Regions from separate parts of the Homo sapiens genome. Here region 1 is linked to region 2. The links are chromatin loops, found by intact Hi-C in ENCODE. Cell type or tissue: CD14-positive monocyte. All regions are shown on one strand. Links, peaks and the distances in the headings refer to the core of each region. The heading gives the core; the rest is flanking DNA. Region 1 has its middle 7.6 kb from the start of SLC39A3. Region 2 holds the start of GADD45B (growth arrest and DNA damage inducible beta).

What was found. Peaks named below come from ENCODE experiments on the same cell type or tissue, not always from the same donor. Only the 100,000 strongest peaks of a DNase experiment are listed, where the experiment ranks them.
Region 1: it touches region 2 in a loop (2.1-fold over the local background); 11 of 110 quality-filtered maps call a loop at or near these places.

The regions. Positions count from the first base shown.
Region 1 is chr19:2,741,404-2,753,793 of GRCh38, reverse strand. No RefSeq gene overlaps it. Among named protein-coding and RNA genes, the nearest start is that of SLC39A3, 7.6 kb to the right of the region's middle. RefSeq lists silencers at 4,309-4,358, 4,369-4,438. In CD14-positive monocyte, for the core only: CTCF peaks have their summits at 4,167 and 4,366 (motif pointing right); a DNase peak (open chromatin) is centred at 4,413.
Region 2 is chr19:2,462,182-2,476,969 of GRCh38, reverse strand. GADD45B (growth arrest and DNA damage inducible beta) reads right to left here and starts at 843. Exons shown (of 4, transcript NM_015675.4): 1 at 568-843; 2 at 340-441. The coding sequence starts at 611. LINC01775 (long intergenic non-protein coding RNA 1775) reads left to right here and starts at 14,785. Exons shown (of 2, transcript NR_134931.1): 1 at 14,785-14,788. RefSeq lists enhancers at 1-183, 113-202, 184-771, 773-842, 7,320-7,419 and silencers at 1,583-1,692, 2,063-2,202, 14,529-14,598. In CD14-positive monocyte, for the core only: no CTCF peak of the experiment used is centred there; a DNase peak (open chromatin) is centred at 7,329.

The sequences.
Region 1 (12,390 bases), core at 2,941-5,440, 280 kb before region 2:
TCCATCTCTACTACAAATACAAAAAAAGATTGGCGGGCATGGTGGCAGGTGCCTGTAATCCCAGCTACTCAGGAGGCAGAGGCAGGAGAATCGCTGGAACCCAGGAGACGGAGGTTGCTGTGAGCTGAGATAGCACCATTGCCCTCCAGCCTGGGGAACAGAGCGAGACTACGTCTCAAAAACATAAAAATGAAAGAACAACTCCCTGAAAGTCCTCTAAGCTTTCGTGGACTGTGAATTCCTGTTTCCCACAAGCCAAGGTTGGGCACCGGCACCCTCATGCTAGAGACAGAGAAACCGAGGCCTGGCTATCAGGCCCGAGGTCACCCCACCCGTGAGCGTCTGAACCTGGCGGAGCCCTGGCAGGGACTCTGGCTCAGGACCCTGGCTCAAGCACCCACCTTCTCCACCCCTGCAATAGCAGGAAGAACCGAGATCTGCAGGGGCGAAGTTTCAGGTTCAGCCACTACCTCTGTCATCTCCCAAAAATGACACACCAAAAAGTCACAAAATTCAAAGAACAGCCACCCCAGGGTTGCTGGGTCTAGTGCTGAAGGGGCCTGGCTGTGGGAGGCAGGTGGGCGCTTCAGGTCTCAGGCAGAGCTTCTCACCTGGGTGGCTCTTCCCCCGGGGCACACTTAGCTGGGCAGCATCTGGGGACGTGAGTGGTTGTTGCAATGGTGGGGGTGGAGGCCAGGGTTGCTGCTTAGCACACTGCAGGGCCCAGGACGGCCCCCTCCAGAGAATGATCTGGCCCCAGTGTCCACAGAGCCGGGGCGGTAGAAGGGGAACCCTGGATGCATTTTAGACTGTCCTCAGCTCAGCAGCAGCAGCGTGGCCTGGGGGCACAGTAGAAACACCAAGTCTTGGGCCTCACCCCAGGCCTAAATCAGACACTCCAGGCCAGGCGCCCTGGCTCACACCTGCAATCCCAGCACTTTGGGAGGCCAAGGCGGACGGATCACCTGAGGTCAGGAGTTCAAGACTAGCCTGGCCAACATGGTGAAACCCTGTCTCTACTAAAAATACAAAAATTAGCTGGGCGTGGTGGCGCAAGCCTGTAACCTCAGCTACTCGGGAGGCTGAGGCAGGAGAATCGCTTGAACCTGGGAGGCGGAGGATGCAGTGAGACAAGATCGCACCACTGTACTCCAGCCTGGGCAACAAGAGCGAAACTCCGTCTGAAAAACAAAAAATAAGATGGTGAGCCTCCATCTGTACCAAAAAAAAAATTAGCCAGACACGGTGGTGCTCACCTGTAGTCCCAGCTCCTCAGGAGGCTGAGGCAGGAGGATCACTGGAGCCTGGGAGTTTGAGGTTGTAGTGAGCCATGATCACAGCACTGCACTCCAGCCTGGGCAAAAGAGCAAGACCCTGTCTCGAAAAATTAAAAATAAGTCAGGGCCGGGCTTGGTGGCTCATGCCCGAAGCAGGACAGAGATGGACCACTGGGTCTTAAAGTTTGGTGGGTGTCAAGAGTCACCCAGAGAGCTTGATGAACACACAACTGGGGCCCACCCACATGTATCTACATTTTTTTTTTTTTTTTTTTTGGAAACGGAGTCTGGCTTTGTCGCCCAGGCTGGAGTGCAGTGGTGCGATCTCCGCTCACGGCAAGCTCCGCCTCCTGGGTTCATGCCCTTCTCCTGCCTCAGCCTCCCGAGTAGCTGGGACCACAGGCGCCCGCCACCAAGCCCGGCTAATTTTTTGTATTTTTAGTAGAGACGGGGTTTCACCGTGTTAGTGAGGATGGTCTCGATCTCCTGACCTCGTGATCCACCTGCCTCGGCCTCCCAAAGTGCTGGGATTACAGGTGTGAGCCACCGCGCCCGGCCTACATTTTTTTTTTTTCTTTTGAGATAGAGTCTCACTCTGTCGCCCAGGCTGGAGTGCAGTGGTGCCATCTTGACTCACTGCAACCTCTGCCTCCTGGGTTCAAGTGATTCTCCTGCCTCAGCCTCCCCAGTAGCTGGAATTACAGGTGCCCGCCGCCACGCCCAGCTAATTTTTGCATTTTGGGTAGAGATGGGGGTTTCACCATGTTGGCCAGGCGGGTCTTGAACTCTTGACCTCAGGTGATCCACCCGCCTTGGCCTCCCAGAGTGCTGGGATGACAGGCGTGAGCCACCGCGCCGGGCCGGATCTGCACTGTAGACAAGCAGCCCAGGTGATCGCGATGCCTCTGTTTGGAGAATCCCACTCCCGGAAACACCTGTGGACACTGTTGCAGGAGCCGTGTATCCCAGCCGCAGCCGGCACGCTCTTCAGTCTTCGTAGACGACCTCGGCTCATTTCCTCCCATCTCGTGTCCATCACCAGGAAAGCCTGCACAGTCTCTTCCCAGTTGACCCCAAACCCAGCCCAAGCCTTTGAGAGACCTCCAGAAAGTTTGTTTTGGAATCACCAAGGGGTGGAGAAGAGGAGGGGTGGCGAGGGGGAGCTGTCATCTCATCCCAGAACCAGTGGCTTCTCTGCGCGACTTGATGAGAAGCGTGTCATAGATAATGGCTGCTTGATCCCACACAAGTTTGAAATAGGGTAGTTCTGAATATTCCTGTCAGAGATGCGCAGAGCAAAGAAGCGGTAATTAAACTTGGGTTTCATGTAAGTCGTGACTCAGGGCTCCAGGAGTAGGTTGAACCTCCAGGTGTAATCGTGGAATTAGGAAGGCTCTGCCCTCTGCTTCTCTGTACGCTTGGGGTGCAGTTCCTACAAAGCCTGACCCAGCAGGGACTATGTTGCAAACCCCTCCAGGGTAAGTCCCAGGAAGCCACGAGGAGGAAACAAATAGTGTTTTTCTCTTTTGCAGAATTGGTGCTTCTCAACGGGCGCAGTTGTCCTCCCCGGGACACAGGGCGATGTCTGCGGACATCTGTGGTTGTCACAACTGGGGGGTGCGCCTGGCATTGAGTGGGTGGAGGCCAGAGACGCTGCTCAGCACCCTGCAGTGCCCAAGATGGCCCCACCCCACAGAATAATTCAGCCCCAAATGTCCACAGTACAGAGGAGGAGAAGCCCAGACACATGGTACTCTCTAGATAAATGTGTCAAATCCATGTCCCAAACCGTTTTGCCATTAGGAAAAATAATTTGTCACTGACTCTGGAATGTCCCGGTATCTTTGAAGGAAAACATTTCACCCCAAACTGAGTAACTTGAAAACCTAAAACAAAGTGACCTTCCCCATCCTGTTCTCCATCTTGCAAAAATATCTTAGGTCAAATTATTCTTTTTAGAGACAGGGTCTGGCTCTGTTGCCCAGGCTGGAGTGTAGCACCGTGAGCATAGCTCACTGTAGCCTCAACCTCCTGGGCTCAAGCGATCCTCCCACCTCAGCCTTTCAAGTAGCTGGGACTACAAGCATGGACACCACGCCCAGCTAATTTTAGTTATTATTTTTAAATTTTATTTATTTTTTGAGACAGAGTCACGCTCTGTCACCCAGGCTGGAGTGCAGTGGGGCGATCTCAGCTCACTGCAGGCTCAACCTCCTGGATTCAAGCAATTCTCCTGCCTCAGCCTCCACAGTAGCTGGGATTACAGGCATGTACCACCATGCCCGGCTAATTTTTTTGTATTTTTAGTAGAGATGGGGTTTTGCCACGTTGGCCAGGTTGGTCTCGAACTCCTCACCTCTAGTGATCCACCCACCTCGGCCTCCCAAATTTCTGGGATTACAGGGGTGAGCTGCCGCGCCGGCCTGTTTTTAAATTTTAGATTCAGGGGTACATGGGTCCTCCCTTCCTTCCTCCTGCTTTACTATGGTATCAAGATGAACCTGGTCAACATGGTGAAACCCCATCTCTACTAAAAATACAAAAATTAGCTGGGTGTGGTGGCAGGTGCCTGTAATCACAGTTCCTCGGGAGGCTGAGGAAGGAGAATCGCTTGAACTGGAAGGCGGAGGTTGCAGTGAGCCGAGATCACACCATTGCACTCCAGCCTGGGCGACAGAGTGAGACTGTCTCAAATAAAATAATAAAATTAAAAATAATAAAATAAATAATAAAAAGGCCGGGCGCAGTGGCTCACGCCTGTCATCCCAGCACTTTGGAAGGCCGAGGCGGGAGGATCACCTCAGGCCAGGAGTTCGAGGCCAGCTTCACCAACATGGAGAAACCCCATCTCTAAAAATACGAAATTAGCCAGGTGTGGTGGTGCACACCTGTAATCCCAGCTACTCAGGAGGCTGAGACAGGAGAATCGCTTGAACTCGGGAGTTAGAGGTTGCAGTGAGCCGAGATTGTGCCACTGCACTCCAGCCTGGGCGACAGAGTGAGACTCCGTCTCTAAATAAATAACTAAATAATAAAAAATTAACATTGGATTGGAGTCCAAGCATCCGGGATGTGGTCTCGGAAATGGGGAGCCGGGGCGATTCCGCACGGAGCCGCCAGGGGGCGCGGCAGCCACGGCCTCTCCCGCGGGCACCCACGTGCGTCCGCAGCTGCCAGGGCTGTGATCGACAAGGCGTGGCTCCTTCTGCAGCCACCTGGGCCAGAGCCTAGGGACCGCCCTGCTGCTAGAGTTTTGCTCTTAGAATCGGGTCTCCTTTCAGAATGACACGGAGAAAACATCCTCCGAAGCAGGGATGTCCTACCGGGTGCTCGTGCTTTGATGGAGCCAAGAGGATGCACGCAGTGGACCAGGGAGCCAGGCTGGCCCTGAGATACCTGTGGGATGCAGGGTCAAAGACATGAGGCCCGGCAGCGTGGGCGCGCGAGGACCCGCGAAGCCCACCAGAAACCAGAAATTCTCATCAGCTCACGGTGGTCCCGAATTCTTGCCAAGCCCAGGTAGACTTGGGGAGCCCCGTTCCTCTGTCTCCCTCTCTTTCGTTAATGGTGCTTTTTCAACCTTTATACATTTTTATTTACTTATTTATTATTTTTTAATTTTAATTTTTGTTTTTTTGAGACAGAATCTTGCTCTGTCGCCCAGGCTAGAGCACAGTGCCACGATCTTGGCTCACTGCAACCTCTGCCTCCTGAGTTCAAGTGATTCTCATGTCTCAGCCTCCAGAGTAGGTGGGACTACAGTCACACACCACCATGTCTGGCTATTTTTTTTTTTTTTTGTATTTATAGTAGAGACGGGGTTTCTCCATGTTGGCCAGGATGGTCTCAAACTCCTGGCCTCAGGTGATCCACCTGTCTCGGCCTCCTAAAGTGCTGGGAATACAGGCGTGAGCCACTGTGCTTAGCCAGTTTTTATTTATTTTTGAGACAAGGTCTCTCTTTCTGTGTGTCTTCTTTCCAGGCTGGAGAGCAGTGGTGCAGTCACAGCTCATCGCAGCCTCGACCTCCTGGGCTCAAGCAATCCTCCCTCAGCCTCCTGAGTAGCCAGGACTAGAGGCATGTGCCATCATGCCTGGATACTTTTTTTTTCTAGAGATAGGGTCTTGCTGTGTTGCCCAGGCTGGTCTCAAACTCTTGATCTTAAGCGATGCTCCCGCCTTGGCCTCCCAAAGTTGGGATTACAGGTGTGAGCCACTGTGCCAGGCTTCTCCTTCTTCTCCTTCTCCTTCTTCTTTTTTTCTTTAAGAGATAGGTTCCCCAGGCTGGAGTGCAGTGGCGCCATCATAGCTCACAGCAGCCTTGGACTCCTGGGCTCAAGTGATCCTCTTACTTCAGCCTCCTGAGTAGCTGGGACTACAGGCATTTTAAAGACTTAATGCAAGTGTAACATACCTACACCAAAGTGTGAATGATAAGCAAACATCATGGGTGGGGTGCTGTGGCTCACACCTATAATCCCAGCAGTTTGGGAGGCCGAGGCAGGTGGATCACCTGAGGTCAGGAGTTCGAGACCAGCCTGGCTAACATGGCGAAACCCCATTTCTACTAAAAAATACCAAAATTAGCCGGGCGTGGTGGTGGGTACCTGTAATCTCAGCTACTCGGGAGGCTGAGGCAGGAGAATTGCTTGAACCCAGGAGGCGGAGGTTGCAGTGAGCCGAGATCATGCCACTGCACTCCAGCCTGGGTGACAAGAGCGAGACTCTGTCTCAAAAGAAGCAAACATCATGATGAATTTTCATGAGGGGAACACGCCCATATCATTGGCACCTACACCAAGAAACCAAACCTAAGCAGTGCCCCCACATTCCCGCTACTCACTGCCTCCCAGTCCCCCCACACTCCCGCTACTCACTGCCTCCCCAGAGGGTGACACTGACCTAGCGTTTGATACCATGGGTGGGTGCTGCCTGTTTTTGAGAGTTATACAAATACAATCTGCAAAAGGTAAAGCCACAAGGGTTTCAGAAGAAAATATAGAGTCTATTTTGGGGTAGGCAAAATTTTCTTAGAAAGCAAAAAGCGCTAACCATAAAGTTTTTTTTTGTTTTTGTTTTTGTTTTTGTTTTTGTTTTGAGACAGAGTTTCACTCTTGTTACCCAGGCTGGAATGCAGTGGCGAGATCTCGGCTCACCACAACCTCTGCCTCCCGGGTTCAAGCAATTCTCCTGCCTCAGCCTCCCAAGTAGCTGGGACTACAGGCACCTGCCACCACGCCCGGCTAATTTTGTATTTTTAGTAGAGACGGGGTTTCTCCATGTTGGTCAGGCTGGTCTCGAACTCCCAACCTCAGGTGATCCGCCCACCTCGGCCTCCCAAAGTGCTGGGATTACAGGTGTGAGCCACTGCACCTGGCCAAGTTTTTTTTTTTTTAATCAACAATTAGACTTCATTAAAATAATGATGCCATCAAAATAGAGGGATAAATTGAGCCATTGAGTGGGTGAAGACATTTGCAATATGTACTTTATAAAAATATCAAGTACTCCTACAAATCAGTGAGAAGAGAGATGACCCAATTCTCTTAATGGGCAAAACACTTAGACATTCCAAAAAACAGGATAGGCAAATGGCCCATAAGTATGAGGAAAAGAGCTCAATGTCATTAGACATCAGGAGAACACTAACTAAATCCATAGTAGCCGCCGGGCGCGGTGGCTCACGCCTGTAATCCCAGCACTTTGGGAGGCCGAGGTGGGCGGATCACGAGGTCAGGAGATCGAGACCATCCTGGCTAACACGGTGAAACCTCATCTCTACTAAAATACAAAAAATTAGCCGGGCGTGGTGGCAGGCACCTGTAGTCCCAGCTACTCGAGAGGCTGAGGCAGGGGAATGGAGTGAACCTGGGAGGCGGAGGTTGCAGTGAGCTGAGATCCCACCACTGCACTCCAGCCTGGGCGACAGAGTGAGACTCCATCTCAAAAAACAAACAAACAAACAAACAAAAAAACCATAGTAACAAACAAAAAAACCATAGTAGCAAACAACTACACCAGGATAGCTCAAGTTGAAGGACCTGAAAAACAAGTGTTAGCCAGGTGTGGTGATACGCACCTATAGTCCCAGCTATTTGGGAGGCTGAGGCGGATGGATTGCTTGAATCCAGGAGTTCAAGACCAGCCTGAGCAACATGGGAAGAGTCTGTCTCTACACACACAAAATAATTGGCTGGGCTTGGTGGCTCATGCCTGTAATCTCAGCACTTTCAGAGGCTGAGTCAGGACGATCACTTGAGACCAGGAGTTCAACACCAGCCTAAGCGACACGGTAAAACTCCAGCCTGGCCAACATGGTGAAACCCCATCTCTACTAAAAATACGAAAAGTAGCCAGGCATGGTGGCGGGCGCCTATAATCCCATCTACTTGGGAGACTGAGGCAGGAGAATTGCTTGAACCAGGGAGGTGGAGGTTGCAGTGAGCTGAGATCATGCCATTGAACTCCAGCCTGGGCTACAGAGGGAGACTCCATCTCAAAAAAAAAAAAAAAAAAAAGAAAACAAAAAAAGAATAAGGATCTTTACAGTAGAAAAACCTGACAACTACTATGTCAGCCAGGTGACCCAGTCAGTGTCAACAGTGGTAAGTCATGTTGACTGCATGGGCTTTGCTATGATGTGATGTGATGGGGATGGCCTCTCACTTCTATAGTCTTCCTCAAAAACAAACAACAGAAACACAGCTCTAGTCCAACGATGAGAAAACTATCAGGAAACCCCAGTCAAGAAATATTCCACAAAATATCTGACCCGTCCTCCTCAAAACTGTCCAGATCATGAGAAACAAGGAACATCTGAGAAACTGTGACAGCCAGGAGGAGCCTAAGAAGATGTGATAATGAAATGTCATGTGAGGCCGGATGCGGTGGCTCATGCCTGTCATCCCAGCACTTTGGGAGGCTGAGGCGGGCGGATCACTTGAGGTCAGGAGTTCGAGACCAGCCTGGCCAATATGGAGAAATCCTGTTTCTACTAAAAATACAAAAAATTAGCAGGGCATGGTGGTAGGCACCTGTAGTCCCAGATACTTGGGAGACTGAGGCACGAGAATCACTTGAACCTGGGAAGTGGAGGTTGCAGTGAGCCAAGACTGCACCACTGCACTCCAGCCTGGGCAATAAGAGTGAGACTCCGTCTCCAAAAAAAGCCCCCAAAAACCAAAAACCAAACCAAACCAAAACAAAAAATCCACGTTTATATTTCAATGAATTTCCTTCCTTCCTTCCTTCTTTTCTTTCTTTTTTTCTGGAGATGGAGTTTGCTCTTGTTGCCCAGGCTGGAGTACAATGGCGTGATCTCAGCTCACCACAACCTCCGCCTCCCAGGTTCAGTGATTCTCCTGCCTCAGCCTCCTGAGTAGCTGGGATTACAGGTGCATGCCACCACGCCTGGCTAATTTTTGTATTTTTAGTACAGACGGGGTTTCTCCACGTTGCCCAGGCTGGGCTTGAACCCCTGACCTCAGGTGATCCACCCCCCTCGGCCTCCCTGGGATGATAGGCGTGAGCCACTGCGCCCGGCTTTCAGTGAATTTTCTTATGCTCTTCACCTAGATTCACTTATTCTTCACATTTTACCAAATTTCCTTTTTTCTCTTCTTATGTGTGTGTATATGTATAATAATTATTATTTTTTTGCCGAACAATTCAAATGAAAGTTCCAGACATCATGTATTTTGTATCTCCTAAGAACAAGGACATTCTATTACATAAATACAGTATAATTGTTAAATTCAGGAAATTAAACATTACTGAATATTGACATGATTATTTAATAAACAGTCTACATTCAGATTTTTTCAATTTTTTCTCTGTTTTTTTTGTTTTTGTTTTTGAAGTGGAGTTTTGCTCTTGTTGCCAGACTGGAGTGCAGTGGACCAATCTCAGCTCACTGCAACCTCTGCCCCCTGGGTTCAAGTGATTCTCCCACCTAGCTGGTATTACAGGTACAGCTAATTTTTGTATTTTTAGTAGAGACAGGGTTTTACCACGTTGGTCAGGCTGGTCTCAAACTCCTGACCTCAAGTGATCCGCCTGCCTTGGCCTCCTACAGCACTGAGATTACAGGCGTGAGCCACCTTGCCCAGCCGTTTTTGTTGTTGTTTTGATGTTGTTGTTTGTTTGTTTTGGGTTTTTGAGACAGGGACTTGCTCTGTTGCCCAGGCTGGAGGTCAGTGGCATGATCATAGCTCACTGTGGCCTTGATCTCCTGGGCTCAAGCAATCCTCCCTCCTCCCAGTAGCTGGGGTGACAGGCATGTGTCACCACACCTGGGTGATTAATTTATTTTTTATTTTTTATTTTTTTCTTTTGAAGAGACAGGGTTTCACTATGTTGCTCAGGCTGGTCTTGAACTCCAGGGCTCAAGTTATCCTCTTGCCTCAGCCTCCCAAAGTACTGGGATTATAGGTGTGAGCCACCGTGCCTGGCCCCTTGTTTTATTTTGTATTTTCATGATTATCTTCATGGATTGAGACTCTTTTCTTATATTTATTCACCTCTTATATTGGTTCCCCTGTGAATTGCTCATTCATCACCCTTCCTATTTTTATTTTAAGATGTTTATTTTCTATTTTCTATCAAGGGCTCTGTCTCATATAGTATCAACATTTTTCTCCCAGTCTGTCACTTGTCTATTAAGCCCATTCATGGTGTTTTTTACTATGGAAGATTTTTGAAATACTGAAGTCAGTCAATTTGTCAGTATTTTTTTTTTATAGAGATAGGGTCTCATCATCTTGCCCAGGCTTGTCTCCAACTCCTGGGCTCAAGAGATCCTCCTACCTCAGCCTCCCAAAGTGCTGGGATTATAGGTATGCACCACTGTGCTGCTTTTATGTTATTTTATATTTTATTAGTATTTTTTTTCTGTTGCGCTCTGAAGACATCTGCTCCTACATGGCTTCTGGTGCACAGGAGGTTTTCAAAAACACGTACTGAATGAATCAAAGCCCAAAGCTTACGTAGCTCTTTCCCTGAGCAGGCTGATTCTCCAAACAATTATGAATAAATATCGCATGCTATGAATTCCCCTTAGGAAGGAGTCGTCCTGTGGCGTCTACCTGGTGTGCTTATGTTACAAGCCATCTTTTTCTTGTCGTGAGTTATGGAAAGCAGAAACAGAGTCAGATCACTCTGCATCTAATAATAAAAATAGCTACCAGAAACAGTGTGTTCCACATGATGACATCAGCGCCACGCAGGCAGAAAATGGCATTAAATGCTAAGAACTTGTAGATGTCTCATTTATAGCCTCTGTGAAACTGAACTCTGTCTTTTGACGCTTTCAATCTCTGTGCCTCCTCCAGTCTTTCCTATTTTAGTGAGCACCAGAATCCATCGGATGGCTCAAAGCAGAAAACCAGAAGTCACCCCCAACACCTCCTTCTCCTGCAACCCACACAGACAAACCAGTGCTAAGTCCTGTCAATTCACCCTCCAAAATATTTCTCAAATTCACCCACTGTCCTTTCTCCTGTCAATGCCCTCAGCTAAACTACCGTCAAGTCTTTTCTTAGAAATAGAGATAGGGTCTCACTATGTTGCCCAGGCTGGTCTCGAACTCCTGGGCTCAAGCGATCTTCCTGCAATGGCTTCCCAATGTGCTAGGATTACAGGTGTGCGCCAAGGCACCCAGCCCAACTCTTGCCCAGAGGGCTCTGAAGTAGTCTCCCTGCTTCCATTCTTGCTTCTCTATAATTCAGCCTTTCTTTACACACGAGTCAAAATAATCTTAAGAATTAAAATTAGATGACAACCTTCACCTACTTAAAATCCTTCAATGAATCACACTGTAATTACGGTAAAATCCAAGTTCCATAGCACGGTCTATGGGACTGTCCCTAATCTCCCATCTCCCTACTGCTCACGAACATTCAGCCAGGCTGGCTTTCCAACTCCTCAAATGCAGCAAGCCCTTCTCCATCTTTTTGTCAACTATCCTCTCTTCTCTCCCCACTTCTCAGTACTTTTTTTTCTTTTTTTTTTTTTTTTTTGAGACGGAGTCTTGCTCTGTCGCCCAGGCTGGAGTGCAGTGGCATGATCTCGGTTCACTGCGACCTCCACCTCACAGGTTCAAGCGATTCTCCTACCTCAGCCTCCCGAGTAGCTGGGATTACAGGCGCCCACCACCACGCCCTGCTAATTTTTATATTTTTGGTACAGACAGGGTTTCACCATGTTGGCCAGGCTGGTCTTGAACTCCTGACCTCAAGTGATCCACCCACCTCAGCCTCCCAAAGTGCTGGGATTATAGGTGTGAGCCACCACACCTGGCCTTCTCAGTACATTTGACTTGGCTAATTCCTGCACAGAAGTCTCTCTCATTCTTTCTTCACAGAACTTAGTACAACCTATAGTTTTTCTAGTATGTATGTGTATTAGTTACCTACTGCCATATGACAAATTTTCCCCCAAACTTAGTGCCAGCAGGCATTGTGGCTCATGCCTGTAATCTCAGCACTTTGGGAGGCTGAGGTGGGAGGGTTTCCTGAATCCAGGAGTTCAAGACTGGCCTGTGTGACATTAGGTAAAAAATTAGCTGGGCATGGTGGCACATGCTCCCAGCTACTCGGGAGGCTGAGGTGGGAGGACTGCTTGAGCCCAGGAGGTCATGGCTGCAGTGAGCTGTGATTGCACCACTGCACTCCAGCCTGGGTGATGGGGCAGGACCCTGTCTCAAAATACAAGCAAACAAACACAAAACTAAGTGGCTAGAACAGCATGTGTTATCTCAGTTTCTGTGGGTGAGGAATTCAGATGCAGTTCATATGGGTCTTCTGTTTTCAGGGTCTTTGTTTTTCTTTCTTTCTTCTTCTTCTTCTTCTTTTTTTTTCTTTTGAGACAGGGTCTCACTCTGTTGCCCAGGCTGGAGTGTAATGGTAATGATTTCAGCTCGCTGTCACCTCTGCCTCCTGGGTCCAAGTGATTCTGATGCCTCAGCCTCCTTAGTAGCTGGGACTACAGGTGCCCGCCACCATGCCTGGCTAATTTTGGTATTTTTAGTAGAGATGGGGTTTTGCCGTGTTGGCCAGGCTAGTCTCAAACTCCTGACTTTAAGTGACCTGCCTACCTCGGCCTTCCAAAGTGCTGGG
Region 2 (14,788 bases), core at 5,997-8,496:
GGGGGAGTTTGCAAAAAAGGAGCGTGCAAGAGCAAAAGAGAAACTGCAAGGGTGCAGGGGATTGCCTCTGCAAGCTGGTGACGGTGGGGGGAGGGGAGGGCACACGGTTCAAAGTATGGGGTAGGGGGAGACAGGCCCACGGCGGGAGGGGTGTTTGCAGACGATACATCAGGATACGGCAGCCCCCGATCCACAAAACGGCAGAGAAGCTCTGCATCCACAGCGGGGGGCACTTGGGGAAGTCCCAGCTCCATGCAAGACAAGCGTGCGGAAAGCGTCCAGAGCGGAGGGGAGGTCCCGTCCCACCCGCGCCCAGCCCGGGAAGGGGGTCTGACTCACACATTCATCAACTTGGCCGACTCGTACACCCCCACTGTGAGGCGATCCTGGCGCTGAGCGGCCACCAAAAGCTCCTCCACCGCGGCGGTCACCGTCTGCATCCTGAGACCAGGAAAGAGGGATCAGTGACGGGCGGACCACCGGGTGCTACGTTCCGCTCCCGGCCCGGCCCAACCCGACCCATCCCGTCCCGGCTGACCTCAGGCGGCGGCAGCCCCGGCTACTTACTTCTGCGCCGCGTTGTCGCACGCCACGAGCTCTTCCAGCGTCATGTTGCAATTATAATCCACAGTGGATGCGGCTCCACGGCAGTCCCCAGGGAGAAATTGCAAAATCCGAGCCAGAGAGCCCAAAACCTTCCCACAGAGCTAGAGCGCTCGTCCAAGACCTTCGGGAAGCAGCGAAATCCTTCCAGAAAAGGCGGAAAAATATATTGCAAAGTCCTTGGCGAGGATAATCCAGGAAGTTGCGGAAACCAACGGTAGTCCGACGCTTCGGCGATCTGAGCTGGGAGCCTCCGGCACCGACTTTTATAGACTTGAACATTGGGCGTGGCCTCAGTGGAGTCATTCGCCCCTCCTATTGGTGGAAAGACAAGGGCGAGTGCAGCTAGCTCTGCGGTTGGCCGACGGAGGGGAGGGGGAGGAGCGGCGTGCGGGGGCGCCCCACGTGGGGGCGAGAACCGGGAGGAGGGCGCGCGGGGGCCGGGTAGGTGACCGCGAATGCCAGAAAAGAAAAAAAAGCAGAAGTTTTTTTCTCCTGATTTCCCGGCAGCCGAGCCGCGGTTCGGGGCGCGCGCGGGATTTCCAGCGCGCGAGGCGGCCCGGACTTTCGGGGGGGCCTGGAATCCCCTCCCGATCCGCGGAGAGTCCCGGACCGCGCCTTTCCCAAGTTCTGCTGGGGGTGGAGGGGCTGCACCGGGAAGGGGCCCCGTTTGCAGCGTGATCTCGCCCAGGTGGTGGTGAGGGCCGGAGTCTCTCCTGGCTGCGACGACCCCAGCCCCTGGGTGATTTCGCTTCTCCCGGCCTCTCTGTTCCCGTCTGAGTAATGGGTCTGCAGCGCCGGCCTCGCTGGTTTGCAGAGCATGGCATAAAATACGGCTGACAGTAAGAGCCCAATACACATCAGCTGTCACCTGGTGGTCGCGGGAGGCCTCCTCGAGGGCCCCGAAAGTGGGAGGTTGCAAAGCCCGGGGCGCTCTGGAGAAGAAAGTGGGCGCCTCCTCGCCGACCCCGCGAGTATCAGGGTGGGGTGCGCGTGGGAGGTGCAGGTGGCGCGGCCCCGCCCCCGCCGGCTGCCTGGCGTTCCAGCCTTTGCCCGTGCGGAGGCCTCCAGGCCCTGGAGAAAGCCATTGTTGAGGGGAATGGTGCAGGCTCCGGCTGCACGCCGCCACCCAGGGCCCACGTGCAAGGATGACGGCTACTTTTATTTCTCACTCCGGGGTGGGCGCTGACCTGCATTGAGTGCGTGGTGCGGACCTGGTACCCCCCACCCCTCCGGATTCATGGATGATTTAATCCAAGACCTGGGAAGCAGGGGGGATGCTTATGTGCATTATGCAAAAGGGGAAACTGAGGCTTGGTGAGGCCATAGGCTAGTTCGTGTTGGAGCCACGCGTGTGCGCCAGGCACGGCCGCCTGCAGGACTCCGCCGCCCCGGGAAGGCTGTTCAGGAGCGAGGCTGGCAGGCCCCGCATGACAACGTCTCCCACGGTCGACTGGGGGCTCCCGGGTGACTCACATCTGAGTCCCCTCCCCCGCCAGCCTGGGGTCTGGCCTCCGCCCGGCGGCTCACTTTCCCCAGTTGCCCGGCTCCCCGGCCCGCGGGTCCGGCTGACGCATCCCACCTCCTCCGCGCCGCCCACCGCTGGGGCACGAAATGTCCCGGGGCTGCGAGGCGCGGTGGCGCCATCTGGTGGCCGCGCCGAGTTTCTGCGCCCTCAGCGCCGGAAGAGAGGGACGGACGGGCGGGGCACTGGGCTGGAGGCGGGGGATAAGGGGACCGTGGCGGTTGCAACGTTTTATGTAACTTTATGCAATGTTTTACGCATGCAACATACATATTTATATTTTATAATTTCAATTTAAAAGTTAAATCGGCCGGGCGCGGTGGCTTACGCCTGTAATCCCAGCACTTTGGGAGTCCGAGGCGGGCGGATCAACTGAGGTCAGGAGTTCGAGACCAACCTGACCAACATGGCCAACATGAGCTGAAGATAAGGAAGATCAGGGAGGTGGGTGGGATAAGTGCAAAGTCAGATTCTGTCTTTATTTACAATTTTGATATTTTGTTCCTCATGGATACTTGGGCATTGATTTTGATTTTTAAAAAGTATTGCAGGCTGGGTAATCCCAGCACATTAGGAGGCTGAGGCGGGCAGATCGTGAGGTCAGTTCGAGACCAGCCTGACCAACATGGTGAAACCCTGTCTCTACTAAAAACACAAAAATTAGCTGGGCGTGGTGGCACGCGCCTGTAATCCCAGCTTACTCAGGAGGCTGAGGCAGGAGTATCACTTGAACCCAGGAGGTGGAGGTTGCAGTGAGCCGAGATCATGCCACTGCACATGGCATGGTGACAGAGAGAGACTCCATCCTCCCCAAAACAAACAAACAAACAAACAAACAAACAAAAAGGCCGGGCACGGTAGCTCACTCCTGTAATCCCAGCACTTGGGGAGTCTGAGGCAGGAGGATCACCTGAGGCTGGGAATTCAAGACCAGCCTGACCAACCTGGAGAAACCCCATCTCTACTAAAAATACAAAATCAGTCGGGCGTGGTGGCACATGCCTGTAATCCCAGCTACTCTGGGGGCTGAGGCAGGAGAATTGCTTGAACTTGGGAGGCAGAGGTTGCAGTAAGCCGAGATTGCAGTGAGCCGAGATCGTGCCACTGCACTCCAGCCTGAGTGACAGAGTGAGACTCAGTCTTTAAAAAAAAAAAAAAGAAAGAAAGAATGGGGTGTGTTGTGTGCACCCAGCTACTCCGGAGGCTGAGACAGGAGGATCACTTGAGCCCAGGGGTTCCTGGCTGCAGTGAGCCGGGATTGCACAGTTGCATTCCAGCCTGGGCAACAGAGTGAGACCCCGTCTCAAATAAATAAATAAAATAAGGGCTGGGCACGGTGGCTCATGCCTGTAATCCCAGCACTTTGGGAGGCTGAGGCAGGTGGATCATCTGGGGTCAGGAGTTCAAAACCAACCTGGCCAACATGGTGAAACCCCGTCTCTACAAAAAATACAAAAATTACCTGGGCATGGTGGCACATGCCTATAATCCCAGCTACTCGGGAGGCTGAGGCAGGAGAATCGCTTGAACCCGGGAGGTGGAGGTTGCAGTGAGCCGAGATTGCACCACTGCATTCCAGCCTGGGAGACAGAGCGAGACACTGTGTCAAAAATAAAGCAAATAAAATAAATAAAATAAGGCGAGCAAAGCAGGGCCTCAGAGAATATGTGTCCAAGTCCTTCTTCCGTGTGTCCCCCGTGCCAGCCATAACAACCTCCTCTGCGAGAGGCCCAGCCTTTGTCAGCTGTTTCCTCCGCCTGGGATGCTGTCTTCCTCTGGTCTTCAGCAGGAAAACCCTACTCCTCTGTCAACACTGACTTGGCCTTGTTTTCTCCCAGACTGACTGCCTGGACCCCCATGGTCCTCCACCCTCCAGGCTTCTCTTTCTAGACCCCAAGCCCACCTGTGCCTCCTTTTTCCAGCCCTGGCTCCAGGCATCTTAGAATATCTGGAGTATCTTGGAATATCTTCAAGAGACTCTGAGCTCTGTGCCTTTGAGCTCAGAAAATGAGCTCCAGCCGGGCCAGGCGTGGTGGCTCATGCCTGTAATCCCAGCATGTTGGGAGGCCGAGGCGGGTGGATCACCCGAGGTCAGGAGTTCAAGACCAGCCTGGCCAGCATGGTGAAACTCCATCTCTACTAAAAATATAAAAATTAGCCAGGCATGGTGGCGCATGCCTGTAGTCCCAGCTACTCAGGAGGCTGAGGCAGGAGAATCGCTTGAACTCGGGAGGTGGAGGTTGCAATGAGCCGAGATCGTGCCACTGCACTCCAGCCTGGACAACAAGAGTGAGACTCTTTCTCAAAAAAAAAAAAAAAAAGAAAATGAGCTCCAGCCTCAGTTTCTTTCTCTGTAAGATGGGAACAGTCACACAAAGGCTTCATCACAGGCATTGAAGGAGGAAATTCCCAGAATCAGGTAAGCACTCAGGAAATGTGTGCTATTATCTTTGGGCTGGGCGCCAGAACTCACCTCTGTAATCCCAGCACTTTTGGAGGCCGAGGCAGGAGGATTGCTTGAGCCCAGGAGTTTGAGACCAGCCTGGGCAACATAGGGAGACCCCATCTCTACAAAAATTTTAAAAATTAGCCGACCGTGGTGGTGCGCACCTGTAGTCCCAGCTACGTGAGAGGCTGAGGTGGGAGGATCACTTGAGCCTGGGAGTTTGAGGCTGCAGTGAGCTATGATTGTGTCGCTGCACTCCAGCCTGGGCAACAGAGGGAGACCCTGTGTCTAAAAATAAAATAAAATAAAAAATGAGATCAATAACAGTGTCGCCGAGGCCATCTTGGAGCCTGAGGTGAGAGGAATAATCAGTATGAGTAATCCTGTCATAATCTTTTTTTTTTTTTTTTTTTTTAGACAGAATCTCGCTCTGTCACCCAGACTGGAGTGCAGTGGCGCAATCTCAGCTCACTGCAACCTCCACCTCCTGGGTTCAAGTGACTCTCCTGCCTCAGCTTCTCAAGTAGCTAGGACTACAGGCGCCCTCCACCACACCTAGCTAATTTTTTGTATTTTTAGTAGAGACAGGGTTTTGCCATGTTGGCCAGGCTGATCTCGAACTCCTGACCTCAAATGATCTGCCTGCCTCGGCCTCCCAAAGTGTTGGAATTACAGGCGTGAGTCACCGTATTTGGCTTTAAACAAAATAAATTTTTAAAATTTTATCCAGCATAGAGGTTTTTGCATTCATTCAGAGTTAAAAAAAAAATGTGGCCGGGTGTGGTGGCTCACGCCTGTAATCCCAGCACTTTGGGAGGCTGAGGTGGGCAGATCACGAGGTCAGGAGATCGAGACCATCCCAGCTAACACAGTGAAACCCTGTCTCTACTAAAAATACAAAAAATTAGCCGGGCGTGGTGGCGGGCGCCTGTAGTGCCAGCTACTCAGGAGGCTGAGGCAGGAGAATGGTGTGAACCCAGGAGGTGGAGCTTGCAGTGAACCGAGATCGCGCTACTGCACTCCAGCCTGGGTGACAGAGCAAGACTCCATCTCAAAAAAATAAGTAAATAAAAATAAAAAATAAAAAAACGTACTGCAGGCTGGGCACGGTGTTGCGGGGGGGCTTTGAAGTGATTAGGGTCAGATGAGCTCATGAGAGTGGAGTCTTCTAATGAGATTAGTTCCTTTCTCTTTTTCTTTTTTGAGACAAGGTCTCCCTGTATTGCCCAGGCTGGAGTGCAGTGGTGTGATCATGACTTCGTGCAGCCTCTGTCTCTAAGGGTAGACTCATGCCTGTAATCTCAGCCCCTTGGGGGCCAAGTGGGGAGGATCGCTTGAGCTCAGGAGTTCGAGACCAGCCTGGGCAACCTGGCAAGACTCCCATCTCTACAAATAATTTTTTTTTTGAGACGGAGTCTCGCTCTGTCACCCAGGCTCTGTCACCCAGGAGTGCAGTGGTGTGATCTCGGCTACTGCAAGCTCCGCCTCCCAGGTTCACGCCATTCTCCTGCCTCAGCCTCCAGAGTAGCTGGGACTACAGGCGCCCGCCACCTCGCCCGGCTAATTGTTTGTATTTTTAGTAGAGATGGGGTTTCACCGTGTTAGCCAGGATGGTCTCGATCTCCTGACCTCGTGATCCGCCCACCTCGGCCTCCCAAAATGCTGGGATTACAGGTGTTACCCACCACGCCTGGCCTTTTTTTTTTTTTTTTTTTTTGAGACGAAGTCTCTCTCTGTCTCCCAGGCTGGAGTGCAGTGGCACAATCTCAGCTCACTGCAACCTCTGCCTCCCGAGTTCAAGTGATTCTTCTGCCTCAGCCTCCCAAGTAGCTGGGATTACACTGCGCCCGGCTAATTTTTAGTAGAGATGGGGTTTCACATCTTGGCCAGGTTGGTTTCGTACTCCTGACCTCATGATCCACCCGCCTCGAGTTCCCAAAGTGCTGGGATTACAGGTGTGAGCTACCGCACGCAGCCACAAATAATTTTTTAAAAATTAGCCAGGTCTGATGGGCACACCTGTAGTCCCAACTACTCGGGAGGCTAAAGCAGGAGGATCACTTGAGCCCAGGAGTTTGAGGCTGCAGTGAGCTATGATCGCACCACTGCACTCCAGCCTGGGCGACAAAACAAGGCCCTGCCTCAAAAAGAAAAAAAAAAGTGGGGGCGGGCTGGGTGCAGTGGCTCATGCCTGTGATCCCAGCACTTTGGAAGGCCAAGGAGGGCAGATCACTTGAGGTCAGGAGTTCGAGACTAGCCCGGACAACATGGCGAAACCCCGTCTCTACTAAAAATACAAAAAGTTGGCCAGGCGTGGTGGCAGATGCCTGTAATCCCAGCTACTCAGGAGGCCGAGTCAGGAGACTCACTTGAGCCTGGGAGGTAGACATTGCAGTGAGCCGAGATCATGCCACTGCACCCCACCTGGACAACAGAGCAGGACTCTGTCTCAAAAAAAAAAAACGGTAAAAAGTCAGGTTCAAGGGGCTCTGGGGGCAGAGGTCCCAGGCAGCAGGCACAGTGTTTGAAAAGGCCCTGACGCAGGACCTCACCTGTTGCATTTGAGGAATCCCAAGGAGGCCCTGGGGGTGGAACAGAGTAAGCAAGAGGGAGAGCCGGGAAGATGAGCTCACAGAGACGGGCTTTGGGGGCTGCGGGGAGGGGTCTGCGTGTCACTCCGGATGTAGCCAGGAAGTGATTGGCAGCGGCTGGGCTCTGACATCATGTTTTTCTGCAAAGATGAACAAAACGAGCAAGACATGACTCCTGTCCCCAAGGAGAGGTTTCGGGATGGAGCTGAGTCATCATTTGAACTTGCAGACATTTGTAAGACAGGCCTGGGGTGGGAGGAGGTGGGATCACCACGCCAGGTGGCAGCGGAGGCTACGGCGAAGGCTGAGGCACATTTGGGAAATTCTGAGGACAGTGGCAGGGGAGGGGCAGGGAAACTGTGCACAGCAAGAGGCTGGCAGGTCTGGGACTATGCCTCGCAGAGAGAGGGAGAAGGAGAGGCTCTGTCTGAGGTCACGTTTGCCTGGTTCAAATCCCACCTGCAGCCGTCATCAGCTGTGTGTCCTTGGGTTGGTGGCTTAGCCTCCCTGAAACTCCCTCTTTTCATGGGAAAAGTCAGGTTGTGGAAATGTTTACCCAAAACAAGGACCTAGAATGGGCTTGGCATAGAAAGTGCTCCGTACACCTCCCCTACTGTAGTGACCTCGAAAGCCACTCGAATGCCGGACGCGGTGACTCACACCTGTAATCCCAACACTTTGGGAGGCCAAGGCGAATGGATCACTTGAGGTCAGGAGTTCGAGACCAGCCTGGCCCACATGGTGAAACCCCCTCTCTCCTAAAAATGCAAAAATTAGCTGGGTGTGGCGGAAGGCGCCTGTAATCCCAGCTACTCCGAGAGGCTGAGGCACGAGAATCGCTTGAACCCGGGAGACGGAGCTTGCAGTGAGCTGAGATCGCACCACTGCACTCCAGCCTGGGAGACAGAGTGAGACTCTGACTCTGTCTCAAAAAAAAAAAAAAAACAGAACGGTATATCCATCAGGCAGGACATTCCTGGGGCCTAAGAGTCACCTCCCAGTGGCTGAAACAAAAGCCAGATCTCTCTCTGGTCGAGGCAAAATTTCTTGCTACACAATGGACAGGAATCATTCGCCTTGCACTGAGTATTTTACAACTTACACACTTGCTCACAGACATCGGAACAGCTGGAACCCCCGGCAGCAGGCATTGCAGACAATGCTAGCATGGTGGGCAGCTTCGGGCCTGGCTCCAGTGATCCCCCAGGGTGGTTAATTTTTTTTTTTTTTTTTTTCTTAGAGATGGGCTTCGCTCTATTGCCCAGGCTTGAATGCAGTGACATCGCAGCTCACTGCAGCCTTGAACTCCTGACTTAAGGAATCTTCCCATCTCAGCCTCCCAAATAGCTGGGATTGCAGGCATGGGCCACCACACCCCGCTATGCAGGGGTTCTTCCTGCCCACTGCATAAAGAAAGACCACGTGACTGGGTGCAGGGGCTCACGCCTGTAATCCCAGCACTTTGGGAGGCCAAAGTGGGAGGATTCCTTGAGTCCAGGAGTTTGAGACCAGCCTGGGCAACATAGGGAGACCCCCAGTCTAACAAAGTATTTTACTTAAAAAAAAAAAAAAAATAGAGGCTGGGCGCGGTGGTTCACACCTGTAATCCCAGCACTTTGGGAGGCCGAGGTGGGCAGATCACCTGAGGTCGGGAGTTCGAGACCAGCCTGGCCAACATGGAGAAACCCCGTCTCTACTAAAAATACAAAATTAGCCGAGCATAGTGGTGGCGGGCGCCTGTAATCCCAGCTATTCGGGAGGCTGAGGCAGGAGAATCGCTTGAACCCGGGAGGCGGAGATTGCAGTGAGCTGAGATTGAGCCACTGCACTCCAGCCTGGGCAACAGGGTGAGACTGTCTCAAAAAAAAAAAAAAGAAAAGAAAGGAAACAACGAAAGAGAAAGAGACCACAGCATTGTAGTAGAGAAAGAGTTTAATAGACATGAGGCTGGCCACGCCACGTGGGAGATGGAATTCATAAATCAACTTGTTCAAACCTCATAGGTTAGAGGTTTTTCTTTATTGCGACGAGTCTCGCTCTGTCACCAAGGCTGGGGTGCAGTGGCGCCACCTCAGCTCACTGCAACCTCTGCCTCCTGGGTTCAAGCAATTCGCAACCTCTGCCTCCTGGGTTCAGGAGGTTCTCCCGCCTCAGCCTTCTGAATAGCTGGGATTACAGGTGCACGCCACCACATCCAGCTAATTTTTTTTTTTTTTTTTTTGGTGGAGATGGAGTTTCACCATGTTGGCCAAGCTGGTCTCGAACTCCTAACCTCAGGTGATCCGTTCACCTCAGCCTCCCAAAGTGCTGAGATTCCAGGCGTGAGCCTCCACGCCCAGCCTAGGTTAGGGGTTTTTCAAGGGCAGTTTTGTGGGAAGGAGTGGGAGTGGGCCAGGTAAACAGGTGCTTGCTGCTGGTTGGTTGGGGGCAGAGATGGACTCACAGCAGGTTGCAGGGGTCCTCCTGCCGGCCAGATCGCTTCTGTGTGGAACCTCAGGAGCAGGGTTGTCAGTCCAGGTGGAGCCACGGGTGTCAGACATGCAAAACACGTGGAAAGACATCTCAAAAGGCCAAACTACAATAATGGTGTTATTTGCAGGAGTAATTGGGGGAACCACATCTCTTTTTTTTTGTTTTTTTTTTGTTTTTTTTTTGTTTTTTTGCATGCTGAGTTTCGCTTTGTCGCCCAGGCTGGAGTGCAGTGGTGAGATCTCGGCTCACTGCAACCTCTGCCTCCCAGGTTCAAGCGATTCTCCTGCCTCAGCCTCCCAAGTATTTGGGACTACAGGCATGGGCTACCAAGCCTGGTTAATTTTTGTATTTTTAGTACAGATGGGGTTGCACCATGTTGGCCAGGCTGGTCTTGAACTCCTGGCCTCAAGTGATCCACCCGCCTTGGCCTCCCAAAGTGCTGGGATTACAGGCGTGAGCCGCCGCACCTGGCCTGGAAGCTGCATATCTTATAACCTCCAGAATAACGTTTGCACCTTAACAGATGTCAGGCTCCCCTCCTCCCTCAACCTGAAGGCCTCAGGTTAGCTTGACAAAAGCTGTTGGGTTTTGTGCAAGGTCTACTATCACTTAAACTGTAGCCTAAATGTCTTCCCAAGTTAGCTGGGCCCAATAGCCCAGGAATAATTAAGGCAAGATGGGGGTTAGTTAGTTTAGCCTACTGTTATAATTTTCTCGGCTGGACGTGGTGGCTCACGCCTGTAATTCCAGCACTTTGGGAGGCCAAGGCGGGCGGATCACGAGGTCATGAGATCGAGACCATCCTGGCCAACATGGTGAAACCCCATCTCTACTAAAAATACAAAACTTAGCTGGGCATGGTGGCGCGTGCCTGTAGTCCCAGCTATTTGGGAGGCTGAGGCAGCAGAATCGCTTGAACCCGGGAGGCGGAGGTTGCAGTGAGCCGAGATTGTGCCACTGCACTCCAGCCTGGGCGACAGAGCGAGACTCCGTCTCAAAAAAAAAAAATTTTTTTTTCTCACTGATAGAACTTTTGCAAAGGCGCTTTCAGCTAATTTTATTTTTTGTAGATATGGGGCCCTGCTCTGTTACCCAGGCTGGTCTTGAACTCCTGGCCTCAAGCGATCCTTCCTCCTTGGCCTCCCAAAGGGCTGGGATCACAGGATGAGCAGCTACTGCACCCGGCTGTATGATGCTTAATTTTTTTTTTTTTTTTTTTTTTTTTGGTGACAGAATCTCAGTCTCAGTCTGTCACCCGGGATGGAGTGCAGTGGTGCAATCTTGGCTCACTGCAACCTCCACCTCATGGGTTCAAGTGATTCTTATGCCTCAACCTCCCCAGTAGCTGGGACTACAGGCACCTACCACCACGCCTGGCTAATTTATGTATTTTTTAGTAGAGACGGGGTTTTGCCATGTTGGCCAGGCTGGTCTTGAACTCCTGACCTCAAGTGATCCACCAGCCTCAGCCTCCCAAAGTGCTGGGATTACAGGCGTGAGCCACCGCGCCCCGCCCGGTGGTTAATTTTATATGCCATCATGGCTGGGCTGTGGGTGCCTGCATATTTGGTCAAACATTACTCTGTGCATGCCGGTGAGGGGGTTATTAGATGAGATGAGCCTTTGACCCTTTGCATCAGTAGACTCACTGAGTCACTCAAACCCACTACCCTCCCTAGCACGGGTGGGCCTTGCGGAATTCACTGAAGGCCCGGATGGAATACAGAGGCTGCCACTCCCCTGGGGAGCAGAGAATTCCTCCCACCTGAAGGCCTTCAGACTGGAACATCAGCTTTTTCCTGTCTTCAGACTCAAACAGAAAGATCAGCTCTCAGCCGGGCATGGTGGCTCACGCCTGTAATCCCAGCATTTTGGGAGGCAGGAGACTTGAGGTCAGGAGTTTGAGACCAGCCTTTCCAACATGGTGAAACCCTGTCTCTACTAAAAATACAAAAATTAGCCGGGCGTGATGGCGCATGCCTGTAATCCCAGCTACTCGGGAGGCTAAGGGGGGAGGATCATTTGAGCCCAGGAGGCAGAGGTTGCAGTGAGCCGAGATCATGCCACTGCTCTCCAGCTGGGGCAACAGAGCGAAGCTCCATCTCAAAAAAAATAAAAATAAAAAGGAACATCGGCTCTCTTGGGTCTCCAGCTTGCAGACTTCAGATGTTGTGACTTGTCAGCCCCCGTGCATCAATACCTTATAATAAATCTCTTGGCCGAGTGTGGTGGCTCACGCCTGTAATCCCAGCACTTTGGGAGGCCAAGGCAGGCGGATCACCTGAAGTCGGAAGTTCAAGACCAGCCTAATCAACATGGAGAAACCCCATCTCTACTAGAAATACAAAATTAGCCAGGTGTGGTGGCGCATGCCTGTAATCCCAGCTACTGGGGAGGCTGAGGCAGGAGAATCGCTTGAACCCGGGAAGCAGAGATTGTGGTGAGCCGAGATTGCATCATTGCACTCCAGCCTGGGCAACAAGAGCAAAACTCTGTCTCAAAAAAAAAAAAAAAATCTCTTATTCTCTCTCCCCTCCTGCTGGTTCTGTTTCTCTGGAGAACCCTGACTAATTCACCCCCAGCTCCTCCTGATGAACGGAGGCAGGCCCTGGACAGCAGTGGGCCAGGATTTGAGGCTCTTGGTCTAACAGTCTGCAAGGAACAGAATCCTTCTGACCACGTGTGAGTGAGTCTAGAAGTGGACTCTGCCCCAGAGACACCTTGGTTGCCACCTTTCAGAGCCCTGAGACAGAGGATGCCAAAGTTAAGCCACATCTGGATTCCTGACCCACAGAAACTGTGAGATAAGAAAAGTGAATATAAGCTGGGCACGGTGGCTCATGCCGGTAATTCCAGCACTCTGGGAGGCCAAGGCAGGCAGATGACTTGAGCCAAGGAGTTTGAGACCAGCCTGGGCAACATAGCGAGACCCTGTCTTGCCCTTTTCTAAGAGGCCCACCTCTACCCCTACTCCACACATGCCCCAGCATTTACCCCACTTTCTTTCTTCCTCATGCTCACCATCCTCTAGCATGCCATACAATTCACTTATTTATTTATTTATTTATTTATTTTTGAGACAGAGTCTCACTCCATCACCCAGGCTGGAGTGCAGTGGCATAATCTCGGCTCACTGCAACCTCCGCCTCCCGAGTTCAAGCAATTCTCGTGCCTCAGCCTCCTAAGTAGCTGAAATTACAAGCGTGCTCCCTCATGCCCGGCTAATTTTTGTATTTTTAATAGAGATAGGGTTTCACTGTGTTGGCTGGGCTGGTCTCAAACTCTTGGCTTCAGGTGATCTGCCCGCCTCGGCCTCCCAAAGTGTTGGGATTACAGGTGTGAGCCACCAAGCCCAGCCCTATTTATTTATTTTTGAGACAGGGTCTTACTCTTGTCACCCAGGCTGGAGGGCAGTGACTCAATCTCTGCTCACTGCAGCCTCTACCTTCTGGGCTCAAGTGATCCTCCCACCTGAGCCTCCCAAGTAGCTGGGACTGCAGGCATGAGTCACCACGCCTAGCTAATTTTTGTATATTTTGTAGAGATGGGCTTTCACTATGTTGTCCAGGCTGGTCTCGAACTCCTGGCCTCAAGCAATCCTTCTGCCTCGGCCTCTCTAAATGCTGGGATAGCAGGTGTGAACCACTGCGCCCTACCTAATTCACTTATTTATAATGTGTACTCGCTTCCCCTCTGTCCCCCCAGTGCCTGCCACAAAGTAGAAGCCACGCAAATATGTGTTGATTTCACTGTTCCATTCACTCATTTAACAGGCAGCTGCCAGCCACGGCCCCAGAGCTCTGCTTGCCTCCCGGATTTCTGTTGGGGTCACAAGGTTCCAACTCCAGGGTCCTGAATTCTGATCTTAGATACCAGGTTTGGCCTTCAAGTTCTGGAATCTATGTTCCAGAATTCGGCTTCCCAAGACCCACAGCCCAGAATCCAGGCTCCAGAATTCAGGCTCCCCGAGATCCAGGCTTCAGAATCCGAGCTCCCTCAGACCCAAGCTCCGAATCCGGGCTCCCTGAGATCCAGGTTCCGGAATCCGGGCTCCTGGAGATCCAGGCTCCGGAATCCGAGCTCCCTCAGATCCAGGTTCCGGAATCCGGGCTCCCCGAGATCCAGGCTCCGGAATCCGAGCTCCCTCAGAACCAGGCTCTGGAATCCGGGCTCCTCCAGATCCAGGTTCCGGAATCCGGGCTCCAGGCTCGCATTCCGGGCTGGGAGCCAGCCACAGCCGTTAGGCTGAGATTTTTAAAATCTGGCGCCAAAATCCACTCCCCGGGTGGGAGTGGCGGTGCCGGGTGGAGGTCAGTGGAATGGACGGGTCGGGACTGGGGCCCTCACGGGCTGCATAGTCCCAGGGTCCGGGATTTCTCTCCCGCGGCCCCGTACCCTCTCCCCAAAAGCAGACAGCAGTTGGTCACTAACTTTCTTTTCTTTTCTTTTCTTTTTTTTTTTTTCAGACGAAGGTTCGCTTTTGTAGCCCGGGCTGGAGTGCAATGGCGCGATCTTGGCTCACTGCAACCTCCGCCTCCTGGGTTCAAGCGATTCTCCTGCCTCAGCCTTCCGAGTAGCTGGGGTCACAGGCGCCTGCCACCACGCCCGGCTAATTTTTTTTTTTTTTTTTTTAAGTGGAGACGGGGTTTCGCCATGGTGGTCATTCTGGTCTCGCACTCCTGACCTCAGGTGATCCGCCCGCCTCGGACTCCCAAAGTTGGGATTACAGGCGTGAGCCACCGCGCCCAGCCAATTGGTCACTAATTTCTAGCTCCCGGGGGAAAGAGGGTCCCGCGTTCGAATCCCGCCTCCGCTACGCCCCTGGTGCGGATTCCCCGACCGGTCCCTAACCTTCCTGTGCCTCAGTTTTCCATAATGGAAATGGGCCCGGAGCCCCCTGGCGCGTGTGGTGCCTTGGGAGGCCCCTCGGAATGGACGGGGCAGCTTTGCGGGATGCCCCAGACCTCGGGCTCTGGGCGCAGCTGCCAGCAGCAGCCTGGGCGTGGGTGCCCCCGGGGGGACCACGGTCTCAGCTGTCACCGCCCCTCCCGTTCGGCGCCAAAATTTGAAAATTGCCCAGCGCCTCCCAAACTGCGCGCTGGGAGGGGGAAAGCCCCGGGCCCCACCCACGGGAAGCGCGGGGCTTTCTGG